2 separate regions of the Mus musculus genome follow, and region 1 is linked to region 2. A link is a loop called in an ENCODE intact Hi-C map of the cell type or tissue named here. Cell type or tissue: heart. All regions are shown on one strand. Each heading gives the region's core, and the rest is flanking DNA. Links, peaks and the distances in the headings are about the cores only.

What was found. Peaks named below come from ENCODE experiments on the same cell type or tissue, not always from the same donor. Only the 100,000 strongest peaks of a DNase experiment are listed, where the experiment ranks them.
Region 1: a loop joins it to region 2, with 6 times the contacts of the local background. A loop is called at or near these places in 4 of 42 quality-filtered maps.

The regions. Positions count from the first base shown.
Region 1 is chr13:60,168,449-60,180,121 of GRCm38, reverse strand. It overlaps Gas1 (growth arrest specific 1), which reads left to right and starts at 2,587. Exons shown (of 1, transcript NM_008086.2): 1 at 2,587-5,717. The coding sequence starts at 3,181. The coding sequence ends at 4,335. In heart, for the core only: CTCF peaks have their summits at 4,171 and 5,089; DNase peaks (open chromatin) are centred at 3,601, 4,191 and 4,291; H3K4me3 peaks cover 2,500 bases; H3K27ac peaks cover 1,880 bases.
Region 2 is chr13:60,006,607-60,018,279 of GRCm38, reverse strand. No RefSeq gene overlaps it. Among named protein-coding and RNA genes, the nearest start is that of A530065N20Rik, 17 kb to the left of the region's middle. In heart, for the core only: no CTCF peak of the experiment used is centred there; a DNase peak (open chromatin) is centred at 5,659.

The DNA.
Region 1 (11,673 bases), core at 3,212-5,711, 160 kb before region 2:
GAGTAAAATGCCAGGTGGGACTTCAGGAGTGAGAAGTCAATAAGAGGAGAGGTGGGGGGGGGGAAGGATGGAAAGAGGGAGGGAGGGGAGGAGGGAGGGAGGAAGGGAGGGGGAAGAAGGAGGAAGGGAAGGAGGGAGGGAGAAACGGGAGAGGGGAGGAGGGAGAGAAGGGACAGGGAAGGAAGGAGGGAACGGAGAATCCATAGACATGGTGTCCTTAAAGAGTGAAAGCCCAGGACCCAGGAAAGCCTATATTTGAAAGAGGGGAATGCACACAGCCTGCTGTGGCTGCCTGTTCCTCTGGCCTTCCACGTCAAGGCCATGAGTCTGTAAAGATGTCTTCAGGATGAGCACTCGTGACCTCCCTTAGCTCCCACTGAGACCTGAATCAAGGCTAAGATGGATTCATGTGACCAGCAAAGGTGAACTATTTGTAACCTTTAGAACAAACACAGTCAGAACATTCCCCCAGTAAGCAGCTCTGAAGCATCAGTAACACTGCACGCACGCGCGCATACACACACACACACACACACACACACACACACACACACACACACACGCACGCACGCACACACGCACGCGCGCACACGCACACGCGCACGCACGCACATGCACACACACGCACACGCACACACACACACGCGCGCGCGCGCACACACACACACGCACACACACGCACGCACACACACACACACACACACACACACACACACCGCCTTAAATCTTGTTGGAAATGCAGACTTTCAGGCCCTCCAGGGTTTTAGCTGTCAGAGATTCAAAGAGTTAGGAATCCAGATATGAACACAAGGTCTCCAGATGATTCTCCTGCAGGGTGTCTTGAGAGCTCTCTAAAGAAGCCAGAAGATGCATCCCAGGGCTGGCTTTCTTCTTAGGAGCTCAGGATCACAGATTGTTAAGGATAAAAAAGGACCTTAGCAAGTGAGCAATCTGACCTCAAAGCAAGTGGCCTGGAGCTCTCAGGATCTAACTAGCTGTCCTTAAACTTGCAGCGATCCTCCCGCTTCTGCCTGGGATAAACAGGCTTGCTGTACCACATCTGGCTAGTTTTTAAGGATAGATTTGCGTTTGTTTTCTATTACTAAATTCATGGTCCTAACCATGAATTAGGGTTAGGGTAGGAGCACGGTGGCTTCACACAGCTCAGTCTGCCTCTCTCATCCTGTGAGGTTTCAGAGACAGCTTCCTCAGCCTAGGCAGCCAGCTTTTCCCAAAAGCCAGGTTAATCCGTCAGGCCCTCACTCTCGCCCTTTCAAACTCTTTAACTCTTTGGAGAGGTGGACAGTCCACTTTCTGAACGCACTGCAGCTGGGGCTTCCTTTGCTTCAGCAGCGATTTAGCCTTAAATTTTGTGACAGACTGAGTTGATAGTCTCACCATGGAAAGGGGAGAGGAAGGAGCCAGTTTTTGACAGGCCACAGACTCGCGGTGCCTCTAGTGGCCAAAAGCTGCATTGCGCCACAGTTAAGGTCGCTTGAGAGAGTCCTGCTCTGACTGCAAAGCCCGCTCTGCTGGTGGCTTTTGCTTTAAACACAGCGAGGAACTGAAACGTGCAGTTTAAAGCACGTAGCGGGTCAATTTACCCTCGTCCTCTGTGCTGTAACTGCAGCCAGGTGGTAGCGCTCAGCATTCCCAGGGTTTTTAATGCTAAGATTTGTCATTGCCGTTCGTATTTAAAAAAAAAAATCGTGAGTAAAGAAATAGTTTCAGTTCTTTGGATTTCTTAGTTTGAAAACGATGTCCAGTGCGAGGGCCTTACCTGCCGGAAAGGGGGACTGAAAGCTGGTGGAAAGTGTCCTTCTTGTGGTGGTGGTAGAGGTCGTGGTTGTGATGGTGGCTCGGTGTGTGTGTGTGTGTGTGAGAGAGAGAGAGAGAGAGAGAGAGAGAGAGAGAGAGAGAGAGAGAGAGAGAGAGAGACAGAGAGAGAGACAGACAGAGAGAGACAGAGAGAGAGACAGACAGAGAGAGAGACAGAGAGAGACAGACAGAGACAGAGACAGAGAGAGAGAGAGAGAACCCGTGTGTGCCCGCGCGCGCAATCTGTGTCTAAGTTTTTAAAGTCTTACAATGAATTCTCAAAACTCCCTGCCTTCGCTATACCCCCCGAGGTGATCAGAACTCAGAGATGAGGAGCCTGAAAATTAAAGTGACTTTCGAACTTTCTCGGATGCAAAGATGGGGGATCAGTAAGAATTAATAAAAGTGTCCCCCCACCCAAACAAAAAGGGGGCGGAGGAAGGGAACAAAAAGGCCGGTGGCTGAGCCGGATGCAGGCAGCTGGCCCTAAGCCCTGCCCGCTGGCTCTGTGCGCGAGCTGGGGTTCGGTATCCCAGCCTCCTGAAGAGTGGGAGGAGCTGGGCCTGTGTCAGGCTCCCTAAGCCGTTCCTTTCAAGCCCTGAATGCCTGAATGTGAGCTGCCCACCGCCCTCCCCCACTCTGCAGCCCCACTCCAGCGGCTCGGAAAAAAAAAAAAAAGTTTCAACAACAACAGGCTGGACCAATAGCAGCTCGCAAAGCCGGGGAAGGGGGCCGAGCAAAGGGCGCCGGAGAGTGGAGAAAGGAGAAAGCGGGCAAGCCTGGAGCGCGCGGGGCCAGGGCTCGGCGAGCCGGAGGAGCGTTGCTAATGTTTTTGTTTGTTTGCTTTTCTATGCATGCATAATGAGGGGGCGCCGCGGCACCACACGGGGGCTCCCGGCCCACTTTTGTATTTAAAGCCTCGCGGCGAGCTAGTCCGCAGCCGGGCTCCGCGGATCCGCTCCCCAAGCTCCGGGTCTCGGAGCAGAGAAACGCTCCGAGTTTCGGGGTCCTCCCTGCGCCTGGCGCCCAGAACTTCCCGGAGCGCGGCCCAGACCGGGGTAGAGGGGGAGGGGACCAAGCGTCCTGGCCGCGGGAAGGCGGGATGCCAGAGCTGCGAAGTGCTACGCGCCGCTGAGCCGGGAACCGAGGAGCCGCCGGCCGCACGACTGTCTGCAGGCGCCTAGCACCATGCACCCCCGGCGCCGCGCGCTCCTGCAGCTTCGCCGCGTCCCCCCGGAACGGCACTGAGCGCCTCCAACCGTCTACCGGACCCGGACCTGCGTCGCCGCGCTTCTCAGGGAGCCCCGGCCGCGGTGCCGGAGCGAACACCCGCCTTTACCAGCCGCGGGGCCGCCGGCATGGATGGATGAGGACGCCCATGCCAGAAGTGCGCGGAACTCGGACAAACTTTTCCAGCGGCCCCGCGGCCGCCACCCGAGCCTCGTCTCCGCTCCGCACCGCGTCCGGCGGCCGCTGCTGCCCGCGATGCTAGCCGCGCTGCTGGGCGGCGCCGGGGCCCGCACGGGGACCTTGCCGGGCGCCTTGCTGTGCCTGATGGCGCTGCTGCAGCTGCTGTGCTCGGCACCGCGGGGCTCGGGGCTAGCGCACGGCCGCCGCCTCATCTGCTGGCAGGCGCTGCTGCAGTGTCAGGGCGAGCCCGACTGCAGCTACGCCTACAGCCAGTACGCCGAGGCTTGTGCGCCGGTGCTAGCGCAGCGCGGCGGGGCTGATGCTCCGGGGCCCGCCGGCGCCTTCCCCGCCTCGGCCGCGTCCTCGCCGCGCTGGCGCTGCCCGAGCCACTGCATCTCGGCGCTTATCCAGCTCAACCACACGCGCCGCGGGCCCGCGCTGGAGGACTGCGACTGCGCGCAGGACGAACACTGCAGGTCCACCAAGCGCGCCATCGAGCCCTGTCTGCCGCGCACCAGCAGCGTGGGCCCGGGCGCGGGAGCGGGCTCGGTCATGGGCTGCACTGAGGCCCGGCGGCGCTGCGACCGGGACAGCCGCTGCAACCTGGCGCTCAGCCGCTACCTGGCCTACTGCGGCAAGCTTTTCAACGGGCTGCGCTGCACAGACGAGTGCCGCGCGGTCATCGAGGACATGCTGGCCGTGCCCAAGGCGGCGCTGCTCAACGACTGCGTGTGCGATGGGCTGGAGCGGCCCATCTGCGAATCGGTCAAAGAGAACATGGCCCGCCTGTGCTTCGGCCCAGATGCGAGCAACGGTCCGGGCAGCAGCGGCTCGGACGGGGGCCTGGACGACTACTACGACGAAGAATATGACGACGAGCAGCGCGCTGGGGCCGCGGGCGGCGAGCAACCCCTGGACGACGACGACGGCCTTGCGCGCCCGGGCGGCGGCGCTGCTGCGGCGGGCGGCCGCGGAGACTTGCCCCACGGTCCCGGGCGCAGGAGCAGCAGCAGCGGCAGTGGAGGCCACTGGGCGAATCGAAGCGCCTGGACCCCGTTTGCCTGTTTGCTGCTGCTGTTGCTCCTGCTGCTCGGGTCACACTTGTAGCTCCTGCGCCCCTGCTGCAGGCTGCTCCAGGCCGGTATGCACGACCCAGCTGGTTCCCGAGCAGGGCACCTGTGGCTCGGAGACCGGAGATGGTCGGGAACACTGACCCACACTCTTCCTGGGTGGACAGGGCCCAGCTCGTACCGCAGCCAACATGTTCGGCCCTCTTCTGTGCGGTTTTCCAGGCTGCAGAGATAACCGGCTGATCTATACTGCCAGCTCTAATCTGCAGAATTCGGGACACCCTGCAAAAGCAAAGGAGGCCTAGACTCAGAGTGCTGAACGGTGGGGGTCTTTCAAGTTCCAATGGACTTGGAGAAGGGATGTTGAGGGAATTAGGTTTGCAAAGGGGCCGGGTTTTTATTTGTCTGTTTGTTTTGTTTTTAAACTGTTTTCCGGTGAGGGAACACATAGTACTGGTAACGACTTAAATTGCTTGTGACCACTGAGAAACACAGCAATCGTAAGTAAATAGAAAAGTTCCCCTTACCGATTCATTCCTGTGCTCTTGGTGTATCTATCCATCGGTAATGCTCAGTGTGGAGCTGGCGATTGCCTTTGGGGGGGGGAGGGGCTTCCCCGAAATTACAACTGCATTATATTCCTAACCCTTCACCTTTAATTTTCCTGCCACCATTCTGATCCCTCTGCACCACGTGTCTTAGAATTAAGGATCCAAAAGAAGAAAAAAAGTTACCATGGTGTTGAACAATGCATGTTTTTTATCCTAAAGCTCGGTACTGCCATCTAGGAAAACCTCTATGATGTTTGTTCTGTTGTCCTTTTTTTTTTTTCCCTCCACCAAGAAATTCTAAATTTGAATATGCAGAGATTGAATATTACCTCTGCCCCTATCAGGGTCTTCCACCCTGGTACGTCGTATATAAACTGTATTAAAACTGGGGTTTCTTACCAGTTGCTGTACTTTGTATATAGAATTTTTTATAAATTGTATGCTTCAGAAAATAATTTATTTTTAAAAAAAGAAATTAAAAGTTTTAAATCTGCATCATTGTTGTATCTCCCCTATCCAAGAAATGTATAGAATACATTGGTCATGAGGAATCCACTCCTGCAGCCCATCCAAGAAATGTATAGAATACATTGCTCACCAGGAACCCGCTCCCGCAGCCCATTTTGAAATGTGCCCTGTGTAGAAGAATGTACAGTGTATTTTACAGATTTGAAGTAACGTTCTTATTTTCAAGAGAATTTATGGACATTGTAGAAATGTATAAATGCATTTCCAAACTGCCTTAAACATTGTATTTTTATAGACATCATTTTTTTAAATCCCGTGTTTAAAAAAAAAAAACTATGACTTTGTGTATTTTTGGTTGTTTTATTAAAAATGCACACACCAGTAAAGAGTTTAAACAGTGTCTATGGTGCAGTTGCTTTCGACAGTTACACTGCATTTAACCCAGTGATGAGGTGGGAGGGCTGTGGAGGGAGGGGGCACTGGAAGTCCATCCAGCTTCAAGTGAGATTAAAACGCAGCACAAGGCAGAGTGTGAGCTAATGCTGCCTTTAATTTAATGAACAATTAGACGTCCGTAAATGGGGCAGCTAAAAAGAATTTGTAACTGGCCTCTGCTGCTGTTGTCATTTGTGAAGAAAATTCACAAAATACTCTGTCTCTTGTGTGAGGATAGCCTCCCCCTCCCTGGGAGACCCACCCTGTGCACCCCCCTCCCCTTTTCTCCTGACCCCCAGGAGTGTCCTCTCTGCCTTCTCATTCAATCAAACATGCCAATAACATCTGTTCCCAATAGGTCTAGGAAGCCTCTGAGACTCAATACTTCAAAGCCATTTTCACACTTTTGGTGAAAAAAAAAATACAAAATTTTGTTACAAAACATTGAGGCGTGCAAAAGTAAACACGGCGTGGAGGGGAGTAATCACCAGGACTGGTAATATTGTCCTGAGGAGCTGTTGAACAGTGGATTGAAGGCTGGGCTTCCGCCAAGCTCCTGATACACACACACTCAAACGCCCTTACATAAATAATTACACTCTTAAGCTGTGTCGAGTGCTGATACACTTGACCTTGTAAATAGAAATGTTTGCAGTAGGAATAAACTCCAGCATTGGAAAATCTTTTAAACATTAACACAAAAGAGAGCACTCTGTCCTCTGGGGATTTGAGCCTGAACCTCGGCAGGCTAGGCACTTGCAAGGGGGAAAAAAAGTTTATTTATCTTCTATTCCTGGTGTTTATTTAAAGCTTTTCATTTTAAACTCGGTGATTGGAAGGCAAGTCGGGAGTTTAAAAAGTCACCACAAATAAACTTTGTCTGAGGGGGTCGACAGATTAGCAAGATCTGGTGTCTCTTTATTTGATATTAGCATGGGCTGAGAAAACAACTAGATTTCTCTGCTGCCTGAGGTAATTAACCAAATTGTGCCCTTTCCCACCTGCTCCCACCCCTACTTCTGAGGCTTTTTTTTTCAAGCCTCTCTCTTTTCCCAGCTATTAGGGAGGGAGTCCAAACCCCTCTTCAGGTCCCCAAAACCAAGATCCACCCCCACCCTGTAGCTGTCATCAGCATGGAGCCCAGGAAAGTGACTGATAGTTCAGTAAAGATAATACTAAGACAAAGCCTAGAACAGTTTTTTGTTTGTTTGTTTGTTTGTTTGTTTGTTTGGTTGGTTGGTTGTTTGGTTGGTTGGTTGGTTGGTTGGTTTTAGAACAGAACAAAGAATATTCTAGAGGCTTGTAAGGGAAATCAACTGCTTTTAAAAAAAATGAAGAGACTACAGGTTAGTAGTGCTCCTGCTCTTTTGCTTAAATGTGTTTAAATCTCCACCGCTGCTATTTTAACACATTCCCCACTAAAAGTTAAGTCTTTGTCACAGTAAAAGGTCCAGCTTCCCCCAGTAATAAGTCAAAGGCAGCACCAGGAAAGGCCCGACAACTAACTGTTAACAATAAACTCACAACTTGATTTTTACAGAGCCCTGTCAGAAGCATCTGCCTAGAATAAATCGTCTCAGCTCACCCTCGGCCAGAGGGGACTTTATGCCTTCTCCCTTAAAAAAAGCAAAGGCTGCAGCCCCGTGTGCCCAGCCTCTGGAAAGACCTGGTGGATGTCAGAGCAGACTGCAAAGATCCTGCCAGGGCAGTGGGCTTCAAGAGTGTGGCATCTTTATACCACCCATCAGCCATCTGCTTCTAGACAGAAAAGATTTTTGCAGATGTTGACATCTGCAATATCTCGGTGTCTCCAGGGAGGCCTTTGGAATTCTGGACATTTGGCAGGCTCCAATGTCTCCTGGAGATGCCTGGAAGTGCCATTAATGAGAGAAAAAGGTAGTTTGGGGCTTTGCTGGAGAATTTCCAAGAAGTTCCCCCAGCCCCCACGCCATGAGAGACAGGGTTTGGATTTCAGGTCTAATCTGTCCTCCAGGCTGTTCCTGTCTCCCCAGTTAGTAGGTTGTGATTCTCTGTGACGGTTCATTTGTCTTTGGAGGCACTTCAGTGACAAATGTTTAAGGGAGTGTGGGACAATGGTCAAGAACAAGGGGGGCAGTTCATTGAACTGAAGTGACCATACAGTAAATAGAAAGAGGTTCAGCTTCACTGCTCGCCCGAGCACACAGCAAGGCTTTTGTATATGATCACAATGGATATAGCATAAGGTCCCTGTTGATTTCTAACAATATATAGCAATGTACACACGCAAGCCCCGTATGTAAAGTGGGAAAATGGCCCTAGGGAAGTGAACTTGTCTACTCAGAGGACACCCCTACACCCGAGTAGAACTCCTACAGTCGCCCATAAGGATGGAAGCAGCTCCTGGCCCCTAAGTGCCACAGAGCGAATGGCCCATTGAGATCTAACATGTCTTGAGGGGATCACGGGTGCCCAGTGGAGTCCACATGAAGACAGCAACGTTCCTCCCTACCCTAGAGAATGAAGGGTGGTAGAAAGCAAGAGAAACCACCACGTGACCTAGAGTGGGGAGGGTTTGTCCCTTCCTTACCTCAAGCTCATGCCTCTACCTCATTCCAGCAACATTACACAGGATCCAAAATCAGGAGACCTTAGAGGGTCCTGAGAACTTCTAGAAACATCTAACAAATCCTCGGCTTTCCAACCTGGGCTTCGCTGTATAAGCATTGAGACTGCGCTGTGAACGCTCCCAAAATATATGGTCCGTGTCTCCTTTTCCTAGGCACAAAAGGGAAGAACGTGCGCACCGCCATTGTTCTTTGACCCCACGCACCAAGAAACATGGGAAATGTTGTCAGTTGACCTGGCTCTCTCCCAGCTACTCCAAGGAGAATGGTGGGAGAGCGTCAGGTTACACAAGCAGTGTGGCCTGGGTTGAGTTTCCAGTGGGGCTCAGTGCGTGCCGGTTAAGTTGGACATCAGTGTATTCTGTTTGAGAGATTGCTTCTGGAAGGGAGTTGACAAAGTTCACTCTTGACGATCCCAATGACATAAGTAATGTGCTGTTTGCATCAGTACCCCCTGAGGCATCCGTTTAATCAATTTCGTAAATAACACAATGATCTACTACAAAATAGTGGACTGTATACACTATATTTTGGCACAAAGATGGTCATTCTCCCACTAGTAACCAGGGGCTCTAAATAAATGATTTCAACAATGTTTTATTAAAGGCGACAAGAGCCCTCGAGCTGCATTAATCGGGGAGAAGTCGAGTGGCACCTTTGTTATGGAAATGTTGCGCACATAATGGCAGGGCCAGACAATGTGAGGCCACTTCATTCTTTCAACCATGCTGACACCTCTTAAAGAGGAACTGCAGGAAAGGATGTGGGAAAGATTTGCTTTCCGAGGAAGCTCTCAGCTAATATTTTGGAGGGCTACCTCTAAACCCTGAGTAAAATTCAGGAGGAAGCTGGAGGGCTGCTGAAAATGGAGAAGGGTTTCCAACCAGGGCCCCGAGTTCCTTCCTTCCTTCCTTTCTTTCTTTCTTTCTCTCTCTCTCTCTCTCTCTCTCTCTCTCTCTCTCTCTCTCTCTCTCTCTCTCTCCCTCCCTCCCTCCCTTCCTTCCTTTCTTTCTTCTCTCTTTCCTTCCTTCTTTCTTTCTTTTTTCCTTTCTTTTTCCCTTTCTTTCTTTTCTTTTTTCTTTTTTTTTTTACATGACATTTCCAAAAGACTGTTTTACAGTTTTTAAAATGCATCAAAGACTCTACCATTTTACTGTATCTCCTGCAGAGTTTGGACAGAGTCTCTTTAAGCAAACTGAAGGGATCTGAAGTCTGTGGACAGATAAAGACAGGTAAATATACACAATTACATCGAAGGCATCTTCATTTATGACCAAAGATAAAACAGTATCTTTCACCAGCACCGCCACTGTGGATACTTTGTGATCTTCTGTTACCAGGGAGTGTCCTTAGTAAGGTGCATAAAGTGTGTAAGGTCTTGGATACTGGTTTCCGAATACCGGAGAGGGCAACATTCCACAAATGACTCTTACTAGATATTTCATCCTGATCAAGCACTATGTCCGTGAGATGTGACCCTTTCTTAGACATAATTCTTTTGCTACATCACTTGCTGTTCCTCTTAGCCTGCTGCTTCTTACTCATCAAAGAGTCCACCTATTTGGAGCATTTTCCTGCAAGAGTATTTGAAAATAGCTTTTCTGGCGGGGTATGGTGGCTCTTACTTTTAGTCCCAGCACTCAGGAGATGGCAGAGGCAAGCAGAATGAGTTCAAGTCCAGCCTGGTTTACACTGTGAATTACAGGACAGTCAGAACTACATAATAGAAAGACCTTCTCTGAGAGAGAGAGAGAGAGACAGACAGAGAGAGACAGACAGAGACAGACAGAGACAGACAGAGAGAGACAGACAGAGACAGACAGAGAGAGACAGACAGACAGAGAGAGACAGAGAGAGAGACAGACAGAGAGAGACAGACAGACAGAGAGAGACAGAGAGAGAGACAGACAGAGAGAGAAAGCTTTCTGTTAATGTTAATTAAACCTTTTGTCCGTGATACTGAACAGGTAGAAGGACATCCGCAGATGTTACTGAGAGAAACTAAACAGGGTGGGACCACCCTTAGTCAATGTGGGGACACAAAATAGAAGATGGCTTAGCTCTGTGTTGTACTTAAGAAAAGCTAGAAGAAAGTGACCCAGAGACAAAGCGGAGGAGTGGCATGTGTGCTATGTGTGTACACACATGTTTGAGCATACTTGTTACCAAAGTGTGATGTAAGAAGTGGGAGATATGAAACTTGAAAGACAGGCTACCATCAGGATGGAAGGCTTAGTGGTCATTCTGATAGGATCTTCACCTTGCCCGATGTCCATCTGAGACAGGGAGTTTCTGACTGAGTCTGGCTGGGAAGAGGGAGTTAGCTTTTTTAATAGAATACATGAAGATTTTTAAAGGGCTGAAGATCAGAGCAGGGCCCAGTAGATGAGGATCAGGGAAGGATAAAGGTAGACTCAAGACATTATAGCTGGTCAAAGGTAGATGTTGAAGGAGGCAGAGGCCAGTACCTCAGCCCTGGACTTCTGGACCAGAATGGATAGACTCACCTTCAGCCCTGAGGGAAGATATTTGGTGGGTGAGTGGTATTTGAGAAAGTTCAGGATGTTCCACAGCACGTCCAAGAATCCGAAGCTTGAGGCTGGAGTCAGACTTGAATTGTGTTCATGACTAAAACCTGACAGGAGGAGTTGGGGATGAGGGCCAATTGGTTGGTCACATTGCACCTGTCCTTCAGATGCAGAGGAGATGAGTGCCCCTGCTTTTCATTCAGTCTGGAACCCTGGCCTTTGAGATGCTATCGCCTACCTTCATAGTAGCTTTTCCCCCTCAGCTACCTCTCTAGAAACATCCTCATGAGCACACCCAGATGTGTGTCTCCTAGGTGATTCTAAATCCAGCCAAACTGACAGTGAAGGTGAGCCATCCCAGGAGCCCACAACTACCCAGCCAGGAGGAAGATCAAAGAGATCTAAGAAATATCAGAAGGAAGAAAAGACACGGAGACTTGGGACCTAAACTGCTTTAGAGACAAATACAATCCATGTATCTCAGCAAGCAGAACGGAGTCACAATTTCCATAAAAACATAGTATAGAAAAGATATCATCAGCTACATGCTGGAGACAAATGCATTTAATCCCAGCACTCAGGAGGCAGAGGCAGGCAGACTTGAATTCAAAGACAGCCTGGTCTATGGAGTGAGTTCCAGGACAGCCAGGAAACCCTAAAAGGAAAAACCCTGTCTTGAAAAACCAAAATCAAACAGAACACCCATAGTGCAAGCATTAAAATAAAAGATTAATATGTGGGACCTCATGAAACTGAAAAGTTTCTGTAAGACAATTTGTTAACTAGA
Region 2 (11,673 bases), core at 4,574-7,073:
ATCTGTCTTCACTGTGAGTCCACCAGGCCATGATCATATTAATTATGATCATGTGTTAATTAATCCAGGGAACAATGAATCAAAAAGATGTGCTTATGGGAGAGAGATTTGTAGGGAAGAAAGGAAAATTACAGGGAGAGGGTAGCAGAATGTGAGAAGGAGAGTAATTAGAATACATCACATGTATGAAATAGTCCAAAGAACAAATCTAATTCATAAAAAAGTTGAACCTAATATTTGTCCCTTTACAGATAATAGTAACTCAATTCATTACTTGTAATAGCTATTCCTGGTTGTCAACTTGACTATATCTGGAATGAACTACAATCCAGAATTGGAGGGCTCACCTGTGATCCAGATCTTGAGCCTGGAAGACACAAGTTTCTGACCTGGATCTTGGCCTGGAGATCTTGAGGCATAGTGGCCATGAAAAGCTTAGGCCCAGGCAAGGTAGTATACACCTTTAATCCAGGAGACTGAGGCAAGGAGATCTCTTGAGTTCAAGGTCAGCCTGGGACAAACCAAGTCCCAAATCCAGGTGTGGTGGCACACATCTTTAATCTGGGCCACACCTTTTGCTGGAGACCTACATAAGGACATTGGAAGAAGGAAGATTTGCTCTTCTTTGCCTGCTTGCACTTACTTGCCAGCACATCTGTTGGAACCTACTTTTACAGAAGACTAGCTGAAACAACTAGCCTCATGGGACTGAGCAACTACTAGATCCTTGGACTTCCCACTCACAGCTGACCGTTGTGGGGTTAGTTGGACTCCAGACTGAAAGCCATCACAATAAATTCCCTCAATATAGAGAGAAATATTCTATAAGTTCAGAGAACCCTGACTAATACATTACTGAAAAACAAAAAGGCATATATCCTTTTAAAAGTTTCCTTGGTCATGATGTCCATCACAATAAAAAAGCAATACAGTATATGACTTCCAAACTTTGTAAAGGGACAAAAAATTAGGCTCAACATTTATGGTATCTGCCAATATATGGTATCTTGCTCTGTCTCCCCCTCACCGACCCACCTACACACCCACCCACCCACACCCAAACCCATACACAGAGTTGACCCTTGAGGAAGCCACTTGCTGTGCCATAAAGTCAAGGATTTCTTCAGGGTGACAGGCTTATGAGGCAAGGAACAAAGGGCTTCTGTAACAGTTGTGCAGTAGAGCCATCTTGTCAGCAGAATCTCTAGCCCCATTTGTGCCTTCAGGTGCCTCCAGCCCCAACTGAGACCTGCCACCAACTAAGAATCCTGAGCAGAACTACCTACCTAAGTCTCTCCTCAATTCAGAGCCACAAGAACCATGAGGTGAAAGCTATTTGTGGCTTGAATTGTCCACATTCTGGGCTGTTTTGTTATAAAGCAGTAATGGATGCAGACATTTCTCTACTGCTCCACTCAGTCACAAAACCAACTAGGACAAGGAAATGAAAGTTCTGTTCCACTTTCTCAAGACTTGGAGACATAGCAAGCGCTCTGAGACTTTACGTGTAGTCGCTCTGAGCACACAGAATCATAGAGCACTGCACCTGACTACCTAGCAGCTCACCTTGTTTCCTATGTCCTAAACTAAGGCCAAAAGTGCCTGTTGATTCTTAAATCTACACACAACCTTCTGAAGCCTCCACGTAAGGAACTGGGAAGTCTTCCTCCACCTATCCTGTGGCGTCAAAACATAATTTTTACAATGGGTTGACACCTCTTGACCAAGAACACTGCAGACATGTGTCCCGTTAAGCCACTTTTAATTTGTAGAAAATCTTTCCCAGAGAAGTAAATGACTATGGCCCTTGAACGCCCGTGTGACTCTGATGTCACAGGAGATATTTGGACATCTCCACATTCAAGACTGAGTTTCTCAGCATGGCTTTGGCTCCTCTGAGGCTGACCAAACAACCCAAGGACAAAAACACTTCAGTGAACTGTCCACACTGTAACGAAACTTGCTGTCGCTGGCAAAATCCAACACAGTCCAGTTGCTAAGGTCAAGCAGGCTGGAGAAGTTTCCAGACTTAGCAGGATTTCGGAGACACTGAGGTCATGCTTTCTGGTGCTGCTTTCCCAATGTTTAGACGTTCCTGTGCAGAAGATTAAAAGCGTGGAGACTTTGCCTCTTTAGAGAACTGCAAATAAAATATCCCCAAGAGAAGGTCTCCCTGATGAAGAAACACATGCCTTTCATTTGACTGCCTCTGCAAAGTGCTCTTAAAACAATCCAGGAGAACCCTCCATGGGTTACAGCGTGCTGGCTGCCTATGAGGATAACACACACCATGTTTTCCCCCTTCCCCCTTTTAATCAGGAGCATTGGAGCACGAAAGCCAAGGGGGAGGAGTGGATCTCTCCAGATGGTTTTCCAGAACCACTGAGAGCTCCTTTCAGAAGGAAATGGAACAGTATTTCCCAGCGCAGGACCTTACATTGGTTTGTTTTCTCCCAAATCTCTGTGCATGCTGACATCACTTTCTGCTGAACTCCAAGAGACTATGGGTCTGTTTCACACCAGAAAGGAGACTGCACCTGGGATTCTGTGCTCACGCCAAAATAAAAGTCTGCTTTCTCTCCCTGTTATAGGGGTGGGTGTTGAACTACCTAAGACTAGATCACGCAAAAGGTTAATACACATTTATAAAGGACGTTCACAGAAATAGATTTCTCTTGACTCCTGTCCACTTCTTATCTGTCTTCACTTGACTAAAATAAAAGCCAGTCGATTTCCATGTACCTGTCCACATCACCCAAGCAACTTGAGGCTAGGTTCCAATCAAAGTTGTCTTCTCTCCAGGAAAGCCACCAGCCCTGTGGTGAATTGCTCCCTTGAGTATCTGATGCCAACAGCTACACTCCCCCCTCAAAATCTATCCCTTCAAACCCAGAGCATAGAAGCCTTCCCTCTGAAGGTATGTTCGAGAAGACAGTGCCTCTCTGCACCAATGTTATGCTAGTAGATAATAGTATCAGTTTACTGTCTATTGGAGCTGCCACATTCCAGGCAATGTATGCTATGATTCATCATATTTAGCTCTTTGACAGTCTTGTAGCCTCTCTAAATGAACGGAAAACGAAGCTGAAAGGAGTTATGTAACCTGTCCGTCAAGGCTACAGGGACCTAAATCTGAATAAGATGTAGGCAATAACGAAAGGGCAGACACTAAAATCCCGCCACCACGTGCTAAATTCTCAAGCAGTGCCACATGGATGTTGTGGTGTCCAAGACAAGCGTAATAAGTAGCTTGATGGATAAAGGAAGACTGGGAGGCGGGCTTCACAGAGGCTAGGGTATTTGAGCTTGATCAGTTGGTGAGTACATAGCAAGGTTGACAGAGAGAACCTGGAAGAAAATTTGAGGAAATAGTACGTCATGTCACAGAGGCCCAGAGTGTAACAAAGGTCTGAGCCACCATGGTTTTCTGGAACCAGAGCAGAGAACGTCTAAAAGGCAGAAAGAATGGAGGTCTGAGTCTTGTTGCTTGAGGATAGTCATTGTTGCTGTAATGTAGAGACTCCGGGGCTAGCAGGCAAGGGGAACCAGGTGTCTTTATTAAGCAACTGGCAACACAGATTGAAGGGAAACTTGCAAAGTTAATTGAGAAGCTAGACTTAGCAGGGTACGTGAGTATGAAGAGAAAACAAGGATAGGGGCTGGGGTTTCAGGTAGCAATCATATTTTTGAGTGAATCTGTGTCTTAAAGAACACAAGAGCAACTCTTGTCGTATGGGAACGTAGACTTCTCAGCGTATGCTGGTGTGTTTCTGTGATGGTCTGACACTTCCCATCTGGGTCTGCTAGAGGTACCTTGGGAGGGATCTGGGAGGTGCAGGCTGGGTTGGAGCCATCAGTCTGACTCTGAAGCCTTCTAGGGAGAAAGCAGTGTCCAAGTCTCTCGCCCCCTGGAGAGCCTGGGCATGGAGTTTTCGCAAAGCCCACATTATCCTACAGAGGACACAGTGCTTTCAAAACATAAGCATTGTTCATCCAGCTGGCTGTGTTCTCCACACTACAGGCCTGGGTCTCTCGGCCACACCCTGTGCTGAAGAAGAAGTTTCTAGAGTCTGATGAACAATAATGGAGGGGATCACTACCCTACTACCCAGCTGAGCTTGCAATTGGGATCAGAGGCCCAGTGCAAAGATCTTTTATTTAATGAAACCCACCTTCCTGAGAAACCTACTCAACAGTGCTCACTGCAGAAAACATTGGCACTGATCTAAAACTCTGACTCTTGACTTCAAGACATCCATAGTCCATGCAGAGCTATAAAGAAGGACAAGTGGAAACCGCAGACAGTGGAACACAGCTCTGAGCAGCAGCAAGGAAGGGCAGCTACCAATCTTCTCTTAACCTATGCATATCCTGCCCAGTCCAGCTGGACACACTCAGAGAAGCTTCTGGCTTCTTCACGCAACCTATATACATCCTCCACAGACTTGTCATGGTCCCAAGGTTACTTCTAATGCCTAATACCATGCAAAGACTATGTAAGCAGCCACTGCATTGCTCAGTGAATCATCACAAGGGTGTGTGGGTATGCTTGGTACAGACCTGATCTTTTGGAATATTGTCATGCATGCTTGACTGAACCTGAGAACGTGGAACCTATTGATGCAGAGGACCAACTCTGTATTTGCCCCTCCTCCAACAGGTAGGCGCTGAAGTGCAGCCTTCCACGGGTCAGACTTTATCCCACAAACCCTTTCTTCAAGCCTGGAATTACTCACAAGGATTGCCTCTACAAGCAGTGCACACAAAGGAGCCTGCTGTGATATGAGCGACCCTCCATTCATCCTCCTCCTGGATATTCACTCTGGAAACCTTCTAATCTAAGCGCTGCCTACCCATAACAAAGCTGTACCTGTTTCAAAGGCCCCAAGTACCCATAACCTCTTGAGAATGATAGCAAGACCCAGCTTTGGCTCTGGATATCACCTACCTCCCTATGCTGTGACTAATTGAGTCTCAGCATAAAACAGCTAACCAAGGCTCTCTGGATTAGACACAGTCTGTATTGCACAGACTTCGGCTGTGTGGGCAACGCAACATTTAAAAATTTGAAGAATATGATATAAAACACTCCCGTGTTACAAAAGTGAGGGGTAAGTCAACTAGGAGGTTGGATTTGTTGCATGTGTTCTTCTTAGAGATTAGACAGGCCCGTCTTTGAGATAATGGCTCATAGAAGATTCTCAGTAAACATTTGAAGGACTGTGAGAGTGCATGACACTGCTGTAGGTACTAGGGGTGCTTGTCATTGGCTTCTAAACAACTTGTCACTGACCGAGTGAATAGGTAATGAAAGCCAACCTGAATCATGCTCTTCGTTTCCAAGGGTCCTGGGGACCCCATCTTTCGATACCATTCTGGATCAGCTCTCTGGGGGGGTCAGTAATTAGCAAAGTGGAGGAACACAACAGTCTCAGTCACATGCTAGTGGAACAGTGGAGAGTTGGAAAGAGCCAAAGGCACGTTTAGCATGCTCTGAGGAGCATCCTACCCCTGTTTGCATTAGAGCTCACACCCCATGAGTATATTTTGGAGCAGTTGTCCCTGTCAGCTTGGGCCATCTGTTCTTAATATGTCTTTGGCTTTGACCCGCACATTACTAAGCTGGGAAACTGAGCGGCTGGTGACTTCACTGGTGCACGCGAGGGGCCGAGTTGGGAAAGTCGTCATTTGGTAGGGTTGAATATTTCAGCTGTGGCCACAGCTGTTCACAGGGCCCAGGAATGAGACAAGCTTGGTTTGCTCAGTGTGAATACATAATCTCTCCCCCTCTGTTTCTCTCCCTCCCTTCCTCCTTCCCTCCCCGCACCCTTCTCTATTCTCCTCTGTTCCGTGTTTCATGAGGACGGGTGAAGCCTGGTGGGTTAGATCTCTATCCTTTACAGAAGGACACGGTTGGCACGGAATTGGTGCTGACTCGTGGGATAGAAGGGGGATAACAGAAGTTGTTTCTGTCTGTTGCTGCTCCCCCACACTGGACTGAATTACATTGAGAGAAAGATGTGAGCATAACTTCCTGGCTCGGTAAAGGATATCACAGGGTCTGATAGCTGGAGCTTGGAGATCATCGGAACCAATTTTTTTTCAGTCTTAACCACAAAGGGGCAGTTGCTTCTTCAAGGTCACCTGTTTGGAAGGCAGCAGGCCCAGACTCAAATCCAAACTTCTGACTCCTTCAGATCGGGTTTTCATTGCCAAGTAGTCTTAGAATTTAACACTGCTAAGAATCTAGGCCCTGATTTCCCAAGCTATGGCTAGGGAGTATGAACAGTAATGGAAAAAGAGGTCACTCCCTGGAAGATTTGAGCAAATCAGTTAGATTTGGGGAGTCCCTTCCCTTTAAGTGACAGATTAAAAGAAAAAAAAAGTATGATCTTATTTACATGGTGATCTGAAGAAGCTGAATAACACAGTGGCTGTCAGAAGCAGAAGAGGGGTGGGGAAGTGGGTAAGGGGACAGAAAAAGAGTGGTCAGAGAGTACAAAATAAAATGGCAGGCAGATCTTACGAATTTGATTTGTATCGCACAGCAGGGTGACAATGGCTGACAATATTCCATTGACTATTCCTGAGTATCTGGAAAGGCAAATGCTGCAAGCATTCATACCACAAATGAACAACTATGTGAACTGATCCATACACTGGACACCGATCCCTACACAGACCTCCAACACCATACCACGCACCAAAAACACATGCATGTATTATGACATGCACTAACTATAACACAACAAAGAGCTGAGGGTATAGTTCAGTGATAAATATTTGTGTAGCCCTCTCAGGGGCCCTAGGCCAATTCTCAGCTCTTTGAGAAAAAAGTAAATAAAGAAACATTTTAACATTTTACAACTTGTGAATCTGAACCAAGCAAATGTGATGCTGGAGCTGGAGACTCAGCTCAGTGGCTCAGAGCATGTGGTCCTCTCCCAGAGGACCCTCACTCTGTATCTCCAGTTCCAGGAGATCCAATGACCTCTTTTGGCCTCTGCAGACAGCTGCACTCATGTGGATAAACCCACACAGATGCACATGCATACGTAGTTAAAAATAAATCACTTTTTAAAAAATGTGTGATGCTCTTTGTCTTCCGTGTCTCACCATTTCTAAGGAAGATGAAACTCTAGATCACAGAAGTATCTAGCAGGAAATGATCTCTACTTCCAGTCCCATTTTCTTGTTCTTATTTGCAAGATCTTGAAACGGAAATCACCAGCCGTTCAGCCCCTTGCTCTCTTCCCTGTCTGCCTTCCACATAGGTTTTGTTTTGTAGTGCTGGAGATTGAACCCAAGCCTCCTGTGTGCAAGGTGAGTACGCTACCACTGAGCTATACCCCAAGCTGTGTCTTGACCCTCAGCAGTTGTCCGTGGCAGCACAAGGTATTCCTTGAACACTGTTGTTTTAGCTGTAAGCTATCGTCAATAGAGGCAAAGACTTAACTCGTGACCAGCAATGGAAATTTCTCTCTCTGGATAGGTCTTTCCCTAGACGCTGGTCTCTTGCCCTGGGCTCTTGAGGTTATACATAATGTGAAGAACAGAGAGTATGAAGACAAGAGAAGGCACGGCTTGCCCTCAGCCTAACTAGTGTGAGGAGGGGAGGAGAGTTCTCTGCTCCTCCCTTGCAGGAGCAAGGATCACAAGTGGCATTCGGGCTGGGTGCTACTTTGTGTGACCTCCTCTTTGGGGATTTGATACAGAAAATTTAGGTCTCAGGTCCTTGAGTCTAAATCACAAATTCTGGTGCCATTGAGTGCTGTGGCTCATTGAGTAGCTCACATTACACTTTTAGTGAATGCTTTAGAGATATTATTTCACATCATCGGGGAAGTATTCCTTTCCTGCAGACATTGGAAATCAATTCTCAGAAAACCAAGTTGAATGGGAAAGAGAACAGAAGTCCTCCTATTCATCAGCCCAAGAATTAAGCAACCAAACTTCTGAGGTTAACTCCCTCACTAGTCAGTGCCTCACTATGGCACTGCAATGCTCCAGAGCCCTCACTATAGCACTGCACATACTCCAGAGTCCTTGCTATAGCACTGCACATACTCCAGAGTCCTTGCTATAGCACTGCACATACTCCAGAGTCCTTGCTATAGCACTGCACATACTCCAGAGTCCTTACCATGACACTGCAATGCTCCAGAGCTCTCACCATGACACTGCAATGCTCCAGAGCCATCACTATAGCACTGCACATACTCCAGAGTCCTTGCTATGACACTGCAATGCTCCAGAGCCATCACTATAACACTGCAATGCTTCAGAGTCCCAACTATAGCACTGCACATACACCAGAGTCCTCACTATAGCACTGCACATAGTCCAGAGTCCTCACTATGACACTGCAATGCTCCAGAGCCATCACTATAGCACTGCAATGCTCCAGAGCCCTCACTATAGCACTGCACATACTCCATAGTCCTTGCTATAGCACTGCACATACTCCAGAGTCCTCACTATGACACTGCAATACTCCAGAGCCCTCACCATGACACTGCAATACTCCAGAGCCCTCACCAAGGTGACACTACAATACTCCAGAGCTCTCACTATGACACTGCAATGCATCAGAGCCCTCACTATAGCACTGCACACACTCCAGAGTTCTCACCATGACACTGCAATGCTCCAGAGTCCTTACCATGACACTGCAATGCTCCAGAGCCCTCACTATAGCACTGTACATAGTCCAGAGTCCTCACTATGACACTGCAATGCTCCAGAGCCATCACTATAGCACTGCACACACTCCAGAGTTCTCACCATGACACTGCAATGATCCAGAGTCCTTACCATGACACTGCAATGCTCCAGAGCTCTCACTATGACACTGCAATGCTCCAGAGCCCTCACTATAGCATTGCACACACTCCAGAGTTCTCACCATGACACTGCAATGCTCCAGAGTCCTTACCATGACACTGCAATGCTCCAGAGCTCTCACTATAGCACTGCACACACTCCAGAGTTCTCACCATGACACTGCAATGCTCCAGAGCCCTCACTAGGCACTACACAGGACAAGCTGGTGCCTCCAGGTGTTTTCAAATAAATCCAGAAACTCCATTATATTCTCCCCACACACTCACACTCTTGATTTAAGTCTTTATTAGATTCTTCCTCCATAAGATCATTTCCTGTCTCTGGGTACCAATTTCCTGCTCTAGTAAATGAAAATGGTACCAAATTATTTTAAAGATACCATATGCATGCAATACTATGACTATTCTTTCGAACATGTGGCCATTATTTTTAACAACAAATTTTTAACTACACAGGTCGCAAATTACACAAAAATGAAACCATTTTTAATAAAAATAATTCAAAAATCATGTGAGTTAACATACTCATCCTAATCTGAGTGCCCTCCCTCCCACCTCCCCCCACCGTGTGTGTGTGTGTGTGTGTGTGTGTGTGTGTGTGTGTGTGTCTTTTAAGTGACATATTTTGCTCATGGAAAATACTCAGCCCTGCTTTACTAGTCTGTCCATGAGCAGTCTACCATGAAACACACCGTTCTGCAATCCATTGTCTCCATGTCAGTGGACATGAACTCTCCCCAGTCTGCAGTTGGACTCCACCAGGCTTCTAGCCTGGCCTGGCTAAAGCCCACTCCTTTTGCTGAAGTTTCTTGTACTTATTTGTGGCAGTGTGTGCAGGGGTGGTTAGTACAAAATTAACTTCCTATGTCATAAACAGGAATCCTCAGACCTTAATAAATGCCAAACTGTCCTTCCTATTATTATTATCATTATTGTTATTATTATTATTATTGATGCTTATGGGGATCAGGGCTGGTGAGATAGATCGGTGGGTAGGCACGCCATACATGCCTGACAACCTGAGTTCCATCCCTGAACTCACATTAAAATGGATTCACAACAAGAAAGGTATCCTCTGACCAAAAGATGTGTCACATGGCACTCATATCACACACACACCAGCAACAGCAGCAGCAGCCGCAGCCGCCACAGCAGCAGCAACACCAGTGGTAATAGAATGATAGCAAGAATGTTTCAGAAGTATATAGTCAGTGCATACCCAGGTACAAGGCGGCCTCTACTCTTGTCTGTGAGACTTGAGATAAAGTGAAAAGGGTCATCCATTGTCTACACATGTTCAGGTCAAAGGAGAACAAGATCTTATGAGAGAGAGATTGAGGGCACCTGCTGAATAAAACCCAGAGACTGCCATGCTGCTCATTTGGGAAGCAGAAGAAATCTGAACCCAACTTCCTCCTCCATAGAGCCCCGCCGCACTCAAACACAAAAAGAAGTGGCTTCCCACACCCTCCCACCACCATGGGACGTGCATTTGTCTCTGGGAACAGGCTCATTCCACGGGAGAACAAAAAGTAAGGGCCATATTAGGAGTGCACTAATTATGGCCTGGAATGTGTCAGCCAGGAATGAGTTATGAGCTGGCCAGGGCCTGCCAACTGCAGTTAGATATTTAATAAAGTTCAGGCATGCAGCTGTGAACACTCCTGGACGGTTGCCACCTTTTATTATGGCAGCACCTGGCCACATGCTGCAGTTAGGGACTGTCAGCCTCACCTCGAGAACGTCATCTGTGCAAGACTCTGGCTCTCCCCTAGAGTTTCACGCCATAGCTGGCCCCTGACGGAGGAGACCTTGTGCTGGTTATAAGTGTTGTTTGCTTTGCAGATTTGAAGAAATTAATCTTGTTCTGCCATTTACTGTACAAGAGTAGACATGACAACAGCAGCAGAATAATCATTAATAGGTCATCAGTCTAGTCCTAATTTTTCTACAAGTGTGAACTTTCCTTTTCCAAATTATTCTAAAAGGGGAAAATACAATCGTTGTCAGTAAAGAATTTGCCAGAAAGATGAAATTCACGTTGAGAGAGGTCCAAGGAGCACCATGGAGTGAGCACAGGGATTTTCCCGGTGGGGTCAGGAGCACCATGGAGTGAGCACCGGGATCTCCCTGATGAGGTCTCCATTGGCCAGAGTGCTGCCACAACCTGCCACAGACCCAACCACAGCCTTCAGCAGGGACAAAGCCACCAGCCTACCCTTTGGGAGGATCAGTGGGAAGCTGAGAGTGGCTGGTTTGTGAGTGAATCATGTGGAAGTGAGCCGAGGACTCACACAGTACAGACAGGAGTTTGGAAGCTTTTGCTGTGAAGGTCTGAGTTGTGTGGCTTAAATCAACAGTGAGTTAGTTTACTCTCTGATCAGTAAATAATGGTAGATAAAGAGACAAATTCCCTCCAATGGAGAAAGTAGTTATAGAGACGGGAAAGGAGAAGCTGAGATAGTCCTGCATGTCAGACTAGGATTACTGTGAAATCATATTCATCCAGGTAGGTGACAGGTGATAGGTGTATGATAGATAGAGAGATAGAGAGATAGAGAGATAGAGAATGGATGGATAGAAAGATAAATAATAGATTGATAATAGGTAGATGATAGATAATAGATGATATAGAGATGATACATAGATAGATACATAGATAATAGTTGCATAGATGATAGATACATAGAAAGATGATAGGTACATACATTGATACATACATACATATGTAGATACATAGGTGATAGATAGATGATACATAAATGATAGATACATAGATACATAGGTAGATGATAAATACATTGAAAAATAGATGATAGAGCAGGACAGT